Regions from separate parts of the Homo sapiens genome. Here region 1 is linked to region 2. A link is a loop called in an ENCODE intact Hi-C map of the cell type or tissue named here. Cell type or tissue: Calu3. All regions are shown on one strand.

Region 1 (2,500 bases), 1.0 Mb after region 2:
CATTTATTCATTCGACAAATATTTGTTAAATGTCCTTTATATGCAGGTTACATGGGAAGTACTCATTCCTAAATATTTTGTTATTTAAACTTGCCGGTTTTAGCGGATGCTGTAGTTGGCGACCCAGATACTCCTTCAGAGCCAAGGTACTCGTTCTGCCAGCTGCTGGAATTGGTGGCACCTGACAGCTCTCAGCTGTATCCCTTCTGGAAAATTGCCTTTGGCCAAAGGGAGCTGCCTCACACGAGGTCATGCTTCCTCCCTGGGCAGCCCACATCCAATGTCTGGCCACTGCGGGGGATACAAAGACTCATCCCCACTGCTTCAGTTTGGGCCAGTTCTGAAGGGCATCCCAGCTCGGGACTCCAGCGTGCCCCTCCCACCCGATCCTTCTTCCTTCACTGCTGTCATAGTGGTTTTGCCCAGAGCACATCCCAGTGGAACTCCCCACAGATCTCCATCTCACAATCAGACCTCCATGGAAGCAAACCTAAGTCAGAGTAAACCACAGCATCACTTGTCATAGCCAATCTTCACAGTCCCTGCTATTTCTATTAATATAATCGTTGTTAGTATCCAGAGAAACAATGGATATTTTGGTTACCAACCTAACTTAAGGCATGTGAGTGATTTTCTGCGTCCAGATTATACTTAAAGAGAGTGATAAGATTAATGCTGTCTGCTAGTATCTTTTGAAAAGCAAACTGAATCATTAACTGGTCCAACCGAATGTTGCCAATTGATGCCTTCTCCATTGACCAACTTTCTGGAAAAAAAAAAAAAGTATAGCACATTAGGCTTTAGGTAGACTTACTGGTAGATTGTTTCACTAATCGGCAAAGCAAACATTGATAACTGGCAAACCATTCACCTGAGAGTCTTTGTTTGTATTATGCAAATGAACTACTTCCTCTTGTCTCCGCTGTATTCTGCTTACTTATAGTGAAGTTTAAGGCTGAGCCAGGAGAGGGCGAGAGCTCCACCCTGGAGGGCCCTTGCAAGATAAACAGCAGTTTCAGCAGGGGCACTCTTTGCTTTATTTGTAACCTATTGCTACATTGGGTTTCCAGAAATTGTTTACTGATGTTTATTTGTTTGGGAGCATTTTTTGGGTATGTGCTTGAGGAAAATGAGTAAAAATCCAATACCTTTTTCTGTGGTAGAAGATTAAAGACTTTCTTTAACTTTTTTGTTAGAAATAATTATTTTATTTATGCTGAACTCCAGGGAAAACAGGATATGAAGTCCCAAACCATTTCTGCTTTCTTTCTGAGTATTCAGTTTATCAAATATTTATTGAGCATCAAATCTGTATGAGGATTTTACACCCTTGGTGTACACGAGTGAACAAAACAGACACAAGCCCTGCCCTGAGTTCTACTTTCTTTGCTCTACTACCCTGAGGGAGAGAGAAGGAGGAGTGAGGGAAGGATGCAGAGATGATGTGCAACATATTTCCAGGTTTTCTGCACAGGCCTGCTTTTAATTATTCTGTCCTGTTCTAAGAACACATAACTCACTTATTTCCTTAGATTATATGGTCACTTTTATTTTGACTACCCAAACGTGATCTTTGGTGTAAATAAGACTGAAAATTCTCACCTCTTATTCATCTGAAAATATTGCTGGGGAGATGAGGGGCTGAAAGGTGAAGGGAGGGAACTAGTATTTATTGAGCCTTTAGTATACTCCACGTGCTTTACATGACATGCATTTAATCTGCACAGTCAATCTGCAAGCTGGATATGACTTTTATCCCTACTTTATGTATGAGAAAACTGAGACTGAGAGGTTGACTAAATCACTTTGCAGAGATCACACAGGAAGTAAGGCACTGACCCTGAACTGAGCTCAGGAGCCCTGCCTTCTCCCTTGCAGTGCTGACTCCGCTGGAGCCTCGCAGGTAGAAGTATCACACTTCTGGTCTACCAAACTTGTCAGCATACCTAGAGCTTGAGAAAGATTTTTTTTAATTCAAGGAACACTTACGCAGGTCTTGAAACCAGTGTGCTTCAAAATGAACTTGAGCAATAGAGCCTCCTGGGCCTAAGAAATTCAGAAGAAAAGTATTCCAAAGATTTGTGTAATGGTTAAGCCTTCCTTCATGATGATAGCCACAAACTTCCCCAAGGGTAATCTGTTGTGGCTCAGATTCTTCTCTAGAAGCTTCTCCCAAAGAATGTACACAAGGTTTTCTGTGTATCCTACCCATCCAGCCACTTCTCTCCCATATATCTTTGAACTGGGAACAATTCCACACTTAAATAGGGAAGTGTGATGAGAAAAGACTGATGATAACAGGTGAGGCCGCTCACCAGCGGCTGCCTTGGTGGTCTGGGAAACTTGTTTTGGAGAAGTTATTTGAACTAGTAATTTATTTATATTAAAAATGAACAACTCTGAAGACCACTGTAGATTTATATTGCTTTTATATTTTAAAATTTTGTGTTCTTTCTCCTATATAAAATTGAAGGCTAAATATCTGTCTCTAGGGAAAAGA
Region 2 (2,500 bases):
CTGACTCCAAATACAGCCATACAAGGGGTGAGAGCTTCAAGATAGGAGTTTTGAGGGGACACGTGTTTAGTCCATATCACCTCTTTACCTCTCATCTCCTGACGGTGTCTCCCCCTCTCATGGCCCAACCCGACAGGAAGCCAGAGGGTGGGGAGCCGAGATGATGCTGTCTACGTAGAGCAGCCTCTGACCACAGAGTGGGGAAGAGAAAGCTGTACTATAGATGGGAGGTGGGGAAGGGCAGGGAGGCAAACAGAGAGCAATCAAGACAAGGGAGAAGTGTAGAAAATGTAGCTGAAGAGAAAAAAAGTTGCTTATAGAACTGTCCATGAGGAAAATGAGAATATGCCTTGTTTTAAAACCTCAAAGGACTGATTCACACTCTTATTTAGTGGAAATACATCAAGAGACTGCAAGCTTAACTTTCTCACAAACACATACATCTAAAAATAGCCTTTTGGAATCTAATTTATTGGTAAGCAAAGGATTGCAGCATTTGACTTACAATTAAGGTGTCACCTCCAAGTTAATCATAGGTCCATGGTTTGAATAGCTTAGATTCTCAACTTTCCAGAACATTTAGTAAGCGCTTGTGAAAAAGCTAAGAGCTCTGAAGGATAGAGGGGTTTATAGAAGATGTGAGACTGGTACCCTAATGCCTTCGTCAGGATCAGTATGGAGCAGACCCTCAGGACTGCAGAAGCAAGATCAATTCCTTTTGACAGGAATGACCAGTCAAAGACATGATGCAAAAGGCAGCATTTAAGGTACTCTTTAAAAAAATTTTATTATTATTATACTTTAAGTTTTAGGGTACATGTGCACAACGTGCAGGTTTGTTACATATGTATACATGTGCCATGCTGGTGTGCTGCACCCATTAACTCGTCATTTAGCATTAGGTATTTCTCCTAATGCTATCCCTCCCCCCTCCCCCCACCCCACAACAGTCCCCGGTGTGTGATGTTCCCCTTCCTGTGTCCGTGTGTTCTCAGTGTTCAATTCCCACCTAAGAGTGAGAACATGGACTTTTGTTTTTAACTAAGGGAACAAAGTCCTTTGATCCTTAAGGGGGTTTTGAGCCCAGCCTCGGTGTAGTTACCATTTATATCCACAAGATGGCAGGCACGACCCGGGAAGAGCCTGCAGTAGCCACCTCTGGATTTCAAGGTCTCCAGGCTCAGCCAGCTGGTGAGGTCTCTTGAGTCTCAAGAGAGGTTAGTGGGCAATGGCTTAGAAGCTGGGATTCAATTAGTAGCTTTTCCTATGTGGGAAAAAGCATCAGATCAGAGGACAATAAAGTAGCTAGGAGAAGTCATGAGGACCTGAGAAAGGAGGTAAGCAAATTAAAGCAAAATCAAGCAAAATCTGGATAGAGGAAGTAGGGTCATTTTAATAAAGAGTTGTTGCATGGCGAAAAAATCACAGGGACAGGCGGAAGGTCGGAGGAGCCAGAACGCCGGGTTGGAAAGTGAAAGGCTAAGAGATAAACCAGGCAGCAGAATGGAGGAAGTAGGGAAGAGGAGAGGGGCGTGTCAGGACAGCCAGAAGAGGTCTGAGCTTACAGTGCTATTCCTGCCCTCCTGTCCACATCCCTTGGTATGTCAAGGAGGGTTGACTGCTAGGATGGATTCTGACTTATTGGATCTTGGAGGAGGAGCAGGAAATAGAAGGCACAGAATAAGCCAAATCCACAGCCAATTCAGAGAATGGCAAACACTTCATTTTTAAAAAATTTAGATTCAAGAGCCACATGCACAGGTTTGTACTATACTGCATAATGCTGGGATTTGGACTTCTACAGAACCCATCACGCAAACAGTGAACATAGTGCCCAGTAAGTAGTTTTTCATCGCTTTCCCCTCTCTCTCTGTCCCCATTTTTGGAGTCCCCAGTGTCTATTTTTTCCATGTTTATGTTCATGTGTATCCATTGTTTAGCTCCCACTTATAAGTGAGAACATGTGATATTTGATTTTCTGTTTCTGTGTTAATTCACTTAGGATAATGCCTCAAGCTGCATCCATGTTGCTACAAAGGACATGATTTTCTTCTTTTTATGGCCGTATAGTATTCCATGGTGTATATGGAATTTTCTTTATTCAACGCACCATTGATGGGCACTTAGGTTGATTCCATGACTTTTTTTTGTGAATAGTGCTGTCATAAACGTAAGAGTGCAGATGTCTTTTTGACAGAACTGTTTATTTTCCTTTAGTAGATACCCAGTAGTGAGATTCCTGGGTTGAACGGTAGTTCTAGTTTTGGTTCTTTGAGAAATCTCCATACTGTTTTGCCTAGAGGTTGTACTAATTTACATTCCCACCAACAGTGTGTAAGAGTTCCCTCTACCACTGTTTTTCTCTGATGCACAGATATAACTATCTCACTCCAAATGTTTTACTTTTTTTTATTTTTAAGATCCAAGGTCTTGCTCTGTCATTCAGGGTGGAATGCAGTGTGAAATTATAGCTCACTACACTGCCACATCGATCTCCTGG

The links. Peaks named below come from ENCODE experiments on the same cell type or tissue, not always from the same donor. Only the 100,000 strongest peaks of a DNase experiment are listed, where the experiment ranks them.
Region 1: a loop joins it to region 2, with 10 times the contacts of the local background. A loop is called at or near these places in 3 of 110 quality-filtered maps.

What each region holds. Positions count from the first base shown.
Region 1 is chr18:4,016,139-4,018,638 of GRCh38, reverse strand. The region is part of intron 2 of DLGAP1 (DLG associated protein 1); the gene reads left to right. Among named protein-coding and RNA genes, the nearest start is that of DLGAP1-AS4, 55 kb to the right of the region's middle. RefSeq lists an enhancer at 467-1,148. In Calu3, no CTCF peak of the experiment used is centred here; a DNase peak (open chromatin) is centred at 978.
Region 2 is chr18:5,056,553-5,059,052 of GRCh38, reverse strand. No RefSeq gene overlaps it. Among named protein-coding and RNA genes, the nearest start is that of LINC01892, 23 kb to the left of the region's middle. In Calu3, a CTCF peak has its summit at 1,111 (motif pointing right); a DNase peak (open chromatin) is centred at 1,142.